Regions from separate parts of the Homo sapiens genome. Here regions 2 and 3 are each linked to region 1. Evidence: chromatin contacts called from ENCODE Hi-C or POLR2A ChIA-PET data. All regions are on one chromosome and are shown on one strand. Each heading gives the region's core, a stretch centred on a gene start or an enhancer-like site at or near the end of the contact. The rest is flanking DNA. Distances are from core to core; before and after follow the strand shown. Region 1 holds the start of ANO10 (anoctamin 10). Region 2 has its middle 79 kb from the start of ABHD5. Region 3 overlaps ANO10 (anoctamin 10).

What was found. A loop is a pair of places that touch in the nucleus more often than their neighbours do. ChIA-PET counts read pairs that join two places held with the same protein, here RNA polymerase II (POLR2A). Pooled maps may share reads with other maps.
Region 2: a map of gastrocnemius medialis shows a loop between it and region 1 (9-fold over the local background). The contact joins the enhancer-like site here to the promoter of ANO10 in region 1. A Hi-C loop is called at or near these places in 16 of 168 maps with a recorded cell type or tissue (Calu3, PC-3, PC-9 and 12 more) and 26 of 50 pooled maps. POLR2A ChIA-PET finds 5 or more read pairs at or near these places in 2 of 52 experiments (BJ and activated T-cell).
Region 3: a loop to region 1 is called in a map of CD8-positive, alpha-beta T cell, with 3 times the contacts of the local background. The contact joins the enhancer-like site here to the promoter of ANO10 in region 1. A Hi-C loop is called at or near these places in 1 of 168 maps with a recorded cell type or tissue (CD8-positive, alpha-beta T cell) and 9 of 50 pooled maps. POLR2A ChIA-PET finds 5 or more read pairs at or near these places in 2 of 52 experiments (HepG2 and activated T-cell).

The regions. Positions count from the first base shown.
Region 1 is chr3:43,620,330-43,624,043 of GRCh38, reverse strand. ANO10 (anoctamin 10) reads left to right here and starts at 2,033. Exons shown (of 13, transcript NM_018075.5): 1 at 2,033-2,135. RefSeq lists enhancers at 459-1,111, 1,112-1,764 and a silencer at 1,820-2,319.
Region 2 is chr3:43,767,624-43,771,678 of GRCh38, reverse strand. No RefSeq gene overlaps it. Among named protein-coding and RNA genes, the nearest start is that of ABHD5, 79 kb to the right of the region's middle. RefSeq lists an enhancer at 715-1,214 and a silencer at 1,973-2,152. Within about 2 kb of position 1,563, at least 24 of the 41 ENCODE cell types and tissues checked have a DNase peak (open chromatin) inside an H3K27ac peak, as active enhancers do; they include PC-9, ascending aorta, dorsolateral prefrontal cortex and 4 more, where a contact is called at or near this core.
Region 3 is chr3:43,377,194-43,381,046 of GRCh38, reverse strand. The region is part of intron 12 of ANO10 (anoctamin 10); the gene reads left to right. Among named protein-coding and RNA genes, the nearest start is that of SNRK-AS1, 27 kb to the right of the region's middle. RefSeq lists a silencer at 2,576-2,870. Within about 2 kb of position 1,571, at least 7 of the 41 ENCODE cell types and tissues checked have a DNase peak (open chromatin) inside an H3K27ac peak, as active enhancers do.

The DNA of each region.
Region 1 (3,714 bases), core at 784-3,283:
ATATTTCCATTCATTTTTCTTCCTAATTCCTCCAGCCACATAAATATAAGAAAATGAAATTATATGGAGGATGGCCGTGCGTTCTAGGATGAGAAGATAAGAAGAGTACAATTTAAAAACAAAAGTCTAAGGAGTAATTCATGTCTAAACTTATTGAAGTTCATAAATAATTTGTCCTGATTTTCAGAAGAAAGAGAGAACTTCTGAACATAACCACACAGGACCTACAAAAAGATAGCTGCACAAAAACTGGTTAATAATGTTGTGAGCTGCCATGATAGCATCGGAGGACTAGAAAGAATGACAAACTGCTCCTACCAAGTAACGAGTCTTCTGCTCCTTTCTTTTAGTTTCCCTGCCTCCTGCCTGGAACCTGGAAGACCCAGAGAAGGGTGGGGAGTAAAGAACAGACCAGCCTTCTCCGCACTGCAGTTTGTTGAGGCATTGATCTGGCCAAAGCTGGATGTATGGAGGCAGAAAGTGTTCATTCATTTTTTAAATTTTTCATTTCAGAATTATTGCTTGTCTGCTATGGACCTAACACTGTTCTAAACATTGGGGCTGGTAATCCTCCATTATCTGTGGGAGATACATTCCAAGATCCACAGTGGATGCTTGAAACTGAGGATAGTATAAAACTCTATGTATACTATGTTTTTTCCTACACATACATACATACTATGATAAAGTTTCATTTATAAATTAGGTACAGTAAGGGATTAACAACAATGAATAATAATAAAATAGAACAATTATAAAAATAGACTGTAATAAAAGGTGAATATGGTCTCTCTCTCTCTCTCCAAATATCTTATTGTTCTGGCCTCACCTATTTTCAGACTGTGGTAGACCCTGGGTAACTAAAAACACTTAAAGCCGGCAGGGCGCGGTGGCTCACGCCTGTAATCCCAGCACTTTGGGAAACCGAGGCAGGCGGATCACCTGAGGTCAGGAGTTCTAGACCAGCCTGGCCAACATAGTGAAACCCTGTCTCTACAAAAAATACAAAAATTAGCTGGGCATGATGGTGCGCGCCTGTAATCCCAGCTACTCAGGAGGCTGAGGCAGGAGAATCGCTTGAACCCGGGAGGCGGAGGTTGCAGTGAGCCGAGACTGCGCCACTGCACTCCAGCCTGGGTGACATTGCGAGGCTCTATCTCAAAACAACAACAACAAAAAGTCAAAAAGTGTGGTGGACAGAAGAAATAGGAGAGCAGGTAAGGAAATGGTGGGGTGAGGAGCAGATGAGAACAGGTATTAAGTAGGATGGTCAGAAAGGGCCTCAGGGAGAAAGTGAGAGCCCAGCAAACACTGAGGGAGGTGAGGAAGTGAGCCAAGCAGCCAACCGAGGGAAGAGCTTTCTGGGCAGAAGGAATGGCTGGGGCAGACTCTGAGCCTGGAGGTGGAAAGGTGTCTGGCGATTTCTAGGAGGAGCAAGGGTTTTGGGATTTGGCTGTGGTTGGATGTTAGGTTTTAATTATAAAAGGATCTGCGTTTTTCACAACTTGAAAGTGAGCTACAGTTAAAATGAGACTTGTTCTTATACCTGAAAGTGACCAGAAAATTAGGTTCTGGTCTTTAAGAGATGGAAGAGGGAAATGTGAAGGGGCGTATTCCTTTCCCCTGCCCCGACCGCTCGCGGTTGGAGAGCCCAGCCACATGCCGCCCCGGCTCGGAGTGACAGCCCAACCAGGCCTCTGCCTTCTCGGCCGCGCCTCTCCCGCTGCCGTCCGGATTTCGATGGGTGGTACAGTACGTTAGGCACGCCCCTCCCTTTCTCCCGGCCTGGTCTCCTGTTCCAGGCGACAGCCCAATGAGGGCTGCCTTTTTTTCTTCGGACCGGTTCCAGTCTAGGTTCTCGTCCACTACGATCGCCCAGTGAGGCCCCGCCCCTCCCACCGCAGTTCCGCCCCTCCCGGAGCTACCGCCCAGTGAGGCCCCGCCTCTCCCGCCGCGGCCCCGCCCCCCTGCGTGTGACCGCATCTAGGCCCCGCCGCGTCCGCCACGCCCAGCGCTCGGCGGCGCCCGCCCCACTGGCCTGGCCCGCCCCCCGCACCGAGCACTCTTTCGCCCGGCCTCCGGTTCTCGCCGGCTCTCGGACCCGCCTCCGAAGACGTGGAGCGCTGCGGCGGCTGGTGAGTCGGGGAGGGCACCTCGGACCCCCCAGCTGTCCGCAGCAGAGCCCGGCCCCTTGCAGCCACAGAGCCCCGGCCGCTGCAGGCTCCAGGAGCTCCGCCTGGTCGCCGCCCTGCGTTCCCGGGCCGCCTCCCGGTGCCAGCACCCCTGGGGATGGGAAGTGGGACCAGGATGGGCGCGGGGGCTGTGGGGGCAGGGACGAGTGAAGGTGTTGCGGGGAGCGGCGGTCGCAGGGGAGGGGAGAGGTTTGTGGAGGGGATTATGGGTCTGGGGCGAGGGTTTGAGTCCTGAGAGAAAGGCGGTGAGGCGGAAATTTGGGGCTGGTGAAGTCAGGATGGAGGATGTTGGGGGCCTCAGCGCTTTGGGGAAGGAGGCAGTGAGTGGGGTGGTCGGCGGAGCGGAGTGAAGGGTGGTTTTTAGAAGGGTCAGCTCGCGGGTCCCGGGGTTCTTGCTTCCCGGGCAGTCCGGGGATCAGGGCGGACTAGGCTGTCTCCAAGCAGGTTTGGCCGGAGCGGGCTTGCAGGATAATGCTCACATCGAGGTGACTGAGTTTCCAGGCTTTTGACTGGGACATACTGTACAGTTTAAATAATAGATACCTGTCTGGCTAGTGCCTGGGACACCTGAGAAACGTGGATGGAATGGGGTTCTCCCCTATAGGCAGCGTCTGATTTTGTGGGTGCCTTCACAGCACCAGCATTGGTGTGCGCTGCCTTCTGTAAAACCTTATATTCCAGCAGGACGGTGTATGGAGATCCCAGACTTAAAAAGTGCAGCTGAGGTTTATTCAGACTCAAGACACAGTTGTATCATATTGCCTTAAATCCTGCGGAGTTTAAATCTAATCCTGTGGGGTTTAAAGCGGTTAAATCCACTTTGTAGTGTCTACTTTTAATTTAAAGTCATACAAATCTAGAGGACTAGATGTTTTCTAAGGGCCCATTCTGCATGATAAACAGTTTAAAATTCGCTATGGAAAGTAAATCATCTGTTCTGAACAGCTGTTGCTGAAAGAATCGTAGAGTTGCAGATGAATGAAATTTGAAAGATCTAAAATAATGGAAGGGCATAGAAAAGTCTTGATAAATTGAAGTGTGTAAATGCACTTAAACCCACTGAAACTTTTTTCTTTTTGTTTTTTTTGAGACGGAGTCTTGCTCTGTCGCTCAGGCTGGAGTGCAGTGGCACAATGTCTGCTCACTGCAACCTCCGCCTCTCGGGTTCAAGCGATTCTCCCGAGTAGCTGGGATTATAGGCGCCTGCCACCATGCCCGGCTAATTTTTGTGTTTTTAGTAGAGATGGGGTTCCACCATGTTGGCCAGGCTGGTCTTGAACTCCTGACCTCAGGTAATCCTCCCACCTCGGCCTCCCAAAGTGCTGGGATTACAGACGTGAGCCACTGTGCTGGCCAACTTTTTTCATTGTAGACAACTTGGAAGACAGAGAAAATTATAAGGATGAAAATTAAAATCTGTAGTTTTGCCACATGTAATAACATTTTGATGCATTTCTTCCTAATTTTTGTATTTTTGTGTATATGAATGTACACAAAATTAGGGTAGTATTGTTACCTAATT
Region 2 (4,055 bases), core at 314-2,813, 150 kb before region 1:
AACTATGCAAATACATGACAGATGCCTCCTACAGCTGCCCACACTTCTTCTCCCCACCTACCTGCTGGCTTTAGTCCTTCCTTGTGCTCTCAGTGGCTGCTGCTGTCTGACCAGCCCCCTGCTGCCCCCCTGCCTGCTCCTGTGTGAGGGCACTTTGGGGCCAGATGCCATGCAAGATGACACGGAGGAGGCAAGGCAAAGCTGGCCCTCAAGGGTCCACCCTGGGGTCCTGATTCCAGGCCTTCTCAGGTTCCACTCTCCCCTCCTCTGTACACAGACCACTCTCCTGCTCTCTTCGTTAAGGTGTTTAACCTTCCAAAGCCTCAATATACTTGTGTGTAATAAAAAGAAAAGAAATAACAGGTTCAAGAAACCAGACAGCAGCGTGAGGATAGAGGTGACAGCCTTCACTGTTGGAAGCATCTTTTCTTGGCTCTGAGCGGTAAAGCAATGCACCCAGGGTCACAAAGACAGAGGTGGCAGCCAGGATTTTAGCCCAAGTGGCCTGACGCCAAAGTCTTGTCTCCCTCTCAATGCAGCTGTGTAGTGGGGCTAGACCCCAGTCTTCTCCATCTTCTCCCCTGATGTCCAATCTAAGCACAAGCAAGGGGCTTGCTGTGGAACCACAGCTTCAGACAAGCCCCAGCCACACCCACCTCCACTGAACGGCCACCTCTTCCTGCCACTTTGATGCAGAGATAGGAGCTGTGCCAACGCAGAGCTGCCCACAGTGGAGAGGGAGTGGAGGGTGGAGCTGATGCTCGTCTCTCAGGACTGCTTTCCCAGTGCCAATATCTAGGTCACCCTCCTGATCCCCAGTGTGATGACTCACCACTCGCCTCTGTCACAGCCTGATAAAGAACTCGAGCCATTAAGAAATGGAACAAATTACTAAATGGGAGGCACAAGAGAAACCCAGGATTAAATTAGTTCATTATTCATAAATCATAAATGACTCTTCCTCTCACTGATGCTTGTCTCTGTCTACCTACTGGCCTTGCAAGAGCAACAGACTTCTATAGGCAGGAGGTCAGAGACACAGGAGGCCCAGGCTGAGGGCCCCAGGGTTGGCAGCCACCTTTAGGCAAAACGGCTGGGCTGGCCTCGGCCCGTTGCCTCTGAGCTGCTCTCTGGACTGCAGGGTCTTGGAACTGAGTCGCCGGGTTTGTAGGGCGAACACTGCAGTGCCTGCTCCATGGCCTGCTGTGCCATGGAAAGGTTCTGATACCTGAGGTGTCTAGTATGGTTGAGACACAGTTGTTGTGTGGGCCGGGTTGCCTCTGTGAAGTATGTCACCTCTGTGCACCGGATCATCTCTGTGGAGTGTGTCCCTGAGGGCCATATCACCTTTGTGAAGCATACCACCTCTGTGGAGCATGTCACCTCTGTGGGCCAGGTCACCTCTGTGGAGTGTGTCACCTCTGTGGCCTGTGTCACCTCTGTGGAGTGTGTCACCTCTGTGGTCTGTGTCACCTCTGTGGCTTGTGTCACCTCTGTGGGCCATGTCACCTTTGTGGGCCAGGTCACCTCTGTGGAGTATGTCACCTCTGTGGAGCATGTGACCCCTGTGGGTCATGTCACCTCTTTGTGGGCCATGTCCCCTTTGTGGGCTGTGTCACCCATTGGGGAGTGTCACCTCCTCAGAGCATATGACATTTCAGGGCATATGTCATTCCTGGAATGTGCCTCCTCTCTGACGGGCGTGTCTCATGACCGAGAGTTCCTTGATGCTTTTCTGTCCTGGCTGGAAAAAGGAGCAGCCTGGGCCCCTCCCGGGGCCTGCCGTGCTTGGAATGGAGCCAGGACGGAGAGGGACCAGCCAACCCAGTGCCAAGGACGCCAGGGCATCTGTTCCCCAGCCCGGAAGGAGATCCCGCCCCGCTCTCAGTCAGGCCCCGCCCTGCAGGTCTGCAAGCCTCCTCCAAGGAAGGCGGAAGGAGCCGGGGCCGTGTCTCAGGGAGCCCGAGAGGCGGAGCCCGGGAGGAGGCCTGAGTGGGCTGGGGAGGGAACGAACCCTACCAGGATACTGGAAAGGGACACGAGAGAGAGGAGCCGCCCCCTGCTGGTCACAGCTGGGAAAGGCGCTGCAATCAAACTCAGTCCCAGGGCACGGTGCCAAGGGAGGCGGAGGAACTGCAGTGGTTCCCGATGGACATCTTGTTGCTCTTAGTGTCACCCCAGCGCATGCATGATTCCTAAGCTATGGGTCAGGGAGTCCCAAACAAACAGCAGTGTTATTCTGGAACTACTTGGATGAGGGTATTTTCCTAACTAGAGCTTACTGGGATTGTGCAAGTGGCAGGGACTACTCTCTAGGTCACCCGACGTAAGGGGCCAGTTGTATTTGAAGGGTGAGCCAAGACTAGAACAGAGGTGAAGGGAGGTGAAAAGGTGACCAAACAGCTGGGTGCTGCAAAGTGCCTGACAGCAGGAGGTGGACACAGGTTCTTATGTAACAGCAGTAAGTGCCATATGCTAACAGCCTGCCATGTGCCAGCTGTACCCAGGGTCTCTGAACCTAGCAGTGTCCCTATGCACATCTCACAGGTGAGGAAAATGAGATCTAGTAAGTGACAAGTGTCTAAGCCAGGATTTTAATCCAGGTCTGAAGAACTTCAGAATCCATGTTTTATTCATGTCACTTCTGAATTTGGGCCCATTAGCAGGGCCAATGTGCTGGCATCTTAGCAGCAGCTAAAGCAGGCATCTGCAGCCCCCTCTTGGTCTTGCCACACAGTCCTGGCTACACTGACATTCTAATTGGGAGGAAGGTCAGATTTCTCCATTCTCCATATCCAAATTCATCTTGTCCACTTTGATTCTTGGATTTGATCACTTCCCACCCCACCTCTTACTTAACTGTTCCCTGGGCAAAATTCCAGCCTTAGCCAGAAGGGCACTGTTCCTACTAAAGTCAGAAGTCAGAACTTCCTCCCTTCAGCCTCTCCAAGCTCCTTCACAGCCGGCTCCTAGACTCAGCCTGCTGCTGACATGCACAGACAGTGCCCTGGCCCGTCACTGAAGCTCCCTGGGATCCCACAACCCATCTGACTCGACACTGATTTTTACAGCTTTGCAAATAGTTGCCTTAGTTCCCTTCCCCTGAATGCATTATAAAGTTAAAGGGAGAAAAAGAAGTCTTTAAAAAATCCCCCAGCTATCTTAATTAACATGCAGAATGCTTTTCTGGCAGTGCACAGGCTGTGATAAAACGGGAAGCTTCTTAACACAACATATATTTAATCTGTGGCATTCGCTTCCACATGAAATTCAATCAGATATTTTAAGGGAGTTAACAAGGGCTCTCAGATCGAACTGTGAATAAATGCAGGTGTGATAAATACACTCAAGCTACTGAGATGTTTTATCAAATGATAAAGGTGTTGAGTGGGGTGGGGTTGAAGGACAAACCTTAATTCTAATTCTGTACGTTGTCAAAGAGGGTAGGAGAATTTATTAGACAATGCCAGGGCGATCTAATGACCCATTGCCTCTGAAAAATCAATTAAACTTGCTCATTTGTTCTGTTTTTCCAGGAATCTTTAATTCAAGTCTGCCGTATGCCAGGCACGAGGGAGGCAGTGACCAACCAATAACGCAGTTCCAGTCTCTGCCCTCAGCCCCAGCTCTGCCTGATGAAACTCACAATCTAATAGGGAAAGGTGGATAATAAACAAGTAAACAAATGCAAATGATAATTTCCAATTGGGTTAAGTAACAGAGTAAATGAGAGGGTGTTCAGGTAAGACATCTGCAAGGAGTTGATACTTGGAGTGAGACCTGAAGGATGAGGAAGGGCCCGCCATGCACCAGGGAAGAGCCTGTTGATGTTTCTGAGACCACAAAGCCCTGGGCATGTTGGGGGACCAGAAAAGAGCTGGGACTTGGTGAGCAGGCAAGCACTATAGAACAGCATTTGGTCGCATAGGTAAGCCTAACCACATATCCTTTCTTTTTTCAAATTAAAGGTTTCATCTGCTACAAATCTGTGGAGAAAGGATGGTTTGGCTGCTGGTGTGAGGAGAATAGTTCACTACAGGGAGAAGAATAAAGCC
Region 3 (3,853 bases), core at 322-2,821, 240 kb after region 1:
AAGGGGCTTGTACCCCTTTGCTCGGCGCTTCTCTCTCCTGCCACCATGTGAAGAAGGACGTATTTGCTTCCCCTTCCGCCATGATTGTATGTTTCCTGGGCCATGCGTAAATGTGAGTTAATTAAACCTCTTTTCTTTGTAAATTATCCAGTCTTGGGCACTTCTTCATAGCAGCGTGAGAACGGATTAATACAGTTAGTATTGAGATGTGAGGTACTATTCTATTCAACATGCTATTTGTTGCCTGAATGCCTTGTTTTTTTCATTGTGGTGGTGTTTTATAGGTCCTGTGAGATTTATACTTTAAGGAGGTTCTATTTTGGTGTATTTTGAGGATTTGTTTCAAGATTTAGAGCTCCTTTTAGCAGTTTTTATAGTGCTGGCTTGGTAGTGGCGAATTCTCTCAGCATTTGTTTGTCTGAAAAAGACTGTATCTTTCCTTCATTTATGAAGCTTAGTTTCGGTAGACACAAAATTCTTGGCCAATTGTTTTGTTTAAGGAGGCTAAAGATAGGACCCCAATCCCTTCTAGCTTGTAGGGTTTCTGATGAGAAATCTGCTGTTAATCTGATAGGTTAATCTGATAGGTTCCTTTGTAGGTTACCTGATGTATTTGCCTCCCAGCTCTTAAGATTCTTTCCTTCATCTTGACCTTAGATAGCCTGATGACTATGTCCCTAAGTGATAATCTTTTTGTGATGTATTTCCCAGGTGTTCTTTGAGCTTCTTGTATTTGGATGTTAGATTTCTAGCAATGCTGGAGAAGTTTTCCTCAATTATTCCCTCAAATATGTTTTCCAAACTTTTAGATTTCTCTTCTTCCTTGAGAACACCAATTATTCTTAGGTTTGGTTGTTTAACATAATCCCAAACTTCTCGGAGGCTTTGTTAATTTTTTTAAATTCTTTTTCTTTGTCAGATGGGGTTAATTTGAAAGCCTTGTCTTTGAGCTCTGAAATTCTGTCTTCTGTTGGTTCGATTCTGTTGCTGAGACTTCCAGTGCATTTTGCAGTTCTCTAAGTGCATCCTTAATTTCCAGAAGTTGTGATGGTTTTTTATTTATGCTATCTATTTCACTGGAGATTTTTCCATTCATATCCTGCATCATTTTGTTTTTTATTTATTTAAGTTGGACTTCGCCTTTCTCTGGTGCCTCCTTGATTGGCTTAATAGTCAACCTTCTGAATTCTTTTTCTGGCAATTCAGAGATTTGATCTTGGTTTGGATCCATTGCTGGTGAGCTAGTGTGATCTTTTGGGGGTGTTAAACAACCTTGCCTCTGCTGTATCACACAGGTCATCAGGGAAGTTGGGGAAAGCTGGCAGCCACAGCCCTCACCCAGCTCCTATGCAGCCCACAGCCCAAAAGGCCAGTCTCCCTCCCACCGTGCCCCCACAACAGCGCTGAGTTTATTTCCAGGGCTGAGAACTTTCTCTAGGCTACATGCCTCCCAGCTGAGAAAGCAAGCAGACTCACAGTTCCTGGCTGTCCCACAGAGCCTGGAGGCAGTCCATCTCCTTTAAAGGGTCTGTGGATTCTCTTGGCTTTCCTGGTATGTTCCTGCAGTAGTTCTTGGAGCAAAAGTTCACGATGTGGGCCTCCACACACTGCTCTGTTTGCCTGAGTGGAAGCTGCAAGTTAGTCCTTCCTTCTATTTGCCATTTTCAGGTTCAGGGCTCACTCCTCACTTCTTCTAAGTTCTCCAATTGCAAAAGCACATTCAATATTTTTAATAAAAAACATATGCTTTAAATATTATCCAATTAATTACTAACAGTACCCGACTAAAATATGTAACCTGGAGGAAAAAGAAAGACAGTCTGTTGGTAGTTCAGTGCTGTATGTATCCCAAGATGTGTTTTGATGGCCTTTTGTCACCAACTGGGACAGCATTGTGTCACTTGAGTTCTAGATTTGCGAAAATATTGACTGGCTGCCGTGTGTGCTCAGGATCCTGTAGCATAGCAGTGAGGAATGTTCAATGATGTTTTCATCAACCTGTATTTAGTGATCAGTATTGGTTACAGGGACTGCCACTCAGGAAGGGATATAGGTAATGGAAAATTAAAGTGAAATGAAAGGTGTTGGGAAGAAGCAGTAATTAATCCTGCTTGTTGAGGTTTCTAGGTGGGAATGAGTAAAAATTAACTTTTCTGAGGGAAAATGATGTCAAGTGAATAAAGGCTAGAATCCCTGCCTAACACTTACTGTGTTGTTCCTACACAAAAATCAAGCATAGTCAAGTCAACCATCCCTGGCTCCAGCTTTACCCAGGCTCTATAGAAGGGGTGCCTAGTGCCTGCAATTCTGATGACTCACAGCCGTCATCACCCAGGGGTAGCCCTTCTCAACTGGCCAGGAACAGGGCCCTGCTCTGGGGGGAAGGGTACATGGTAATCTCTTGTACAGTGAGGGGATATAGAGTTTTAAAAATCATAATGTTGTAATTATCAATTTTGTTTTACTCATAATAGTAATATTGAAATTTTAAATGACATTATAGAAGATATAGATATTTGCATTTATCAAAGGGCCATACAGTGTTCAGATGTGGGGAAAACTGCCCTGGGAAAGATTGTAAAGGTGATGGGAAACATTTATACTTTCTCTGCGGTCTGCAGTTGTGGCTGCATTTCATAAGGATCTGTTTTCACCTTGGTGATGGCCTTAGTGTTTCTTAAGAATGGAACCAATCCCCTCTGCCACCACCAGGGGTCCTTTGATGCCTGGGTGCCTCCTTTACCTTCCTAGGTGTGCAGAAAGTGGGTGCAGAGCTTTTCTGGGCAGAGAAGGAGCTCACCCTTTGGCAGCTGCTCCTACTCATCCCACTTTCACTTTCCTTGTGGCCACTGGCAGTGTTTTCTTAGATTAAAGGTTGTTCTCCCTTTATAGTTAAGAGTAATATTTACTAAGTTGTGTTGAAACTGATGTGGGCAGTGGACTGTCTCCTGCATTTCATTTAGTAGGCTCTTACTTCATCCTTTAACTTTCTAAACTGAGTTTCTTTCTCATGCGACAGTGAAATTGTGTCCCCTCATACTCCATGAGTCGGGACTGCAGTGGGAGGCTGGACACTGGATTACCTCTGATCACCAAGGCATCTTTTCTCAGATGGCCACCACTGTGCCACCCCAGTTCAGGGTCCTTTTAGAGACTCTTTGATTTCTAGAGTGTTTATTCCTATTCTTTGGGCTTTTAAACTTTTGTGTCATTCCTTGATCTAACCAAACTGTCAAGGCTTCAATTCCTGGATCTGTAAATGTCACCTAGCCATGGCTTTCACTGAAGGAGCCTGCGGGGGTTTCTTTGGAACAGCCACTTGTGCTTGGTGTCCACTGGCCTGGCCACGCCTCCTCTTCTGGCCTGAACCTGAGCCCTGGCTCTCTAGCTATCAACATGGAACCTCAGATCAAAGATGAGGGCTGGCTAGATGGTCATCTTGGCCTTGGATGGTCACAGACCTCTCTGGGTCTTATCTCCCAAGGGCCCCAGGTGACCTGTATGACAACATAGGGGGTTCTCTGGCTTGTGAAAGAACAATGCTGCCGCCCTCCTTGGCTCCAAGGGCTTCCAGACCAGAAAGTAGTTATTCCTGAAGGACTTGGCACCCTTCCTCCCAGGCAAGGAGGAGGGAGAGCCTTCCTGAAGAAGTGATGCTGTGGGCCCTGTGCGGGGGCTCACACCTGTAATCCCAGTGCTTTGGAAGGCCGAGGCAGGCAGATCACTTGAACCAGGAGTTCAAGACAAGCCTGGGCAACATGGTGAAACCCCATCTCTACAAAATATGCAAAAAATTAGCTGGGTGTAGTGGCACACTCCAGCCTCCCAGCTACTCAGAAGGCTGAGGTGGGAG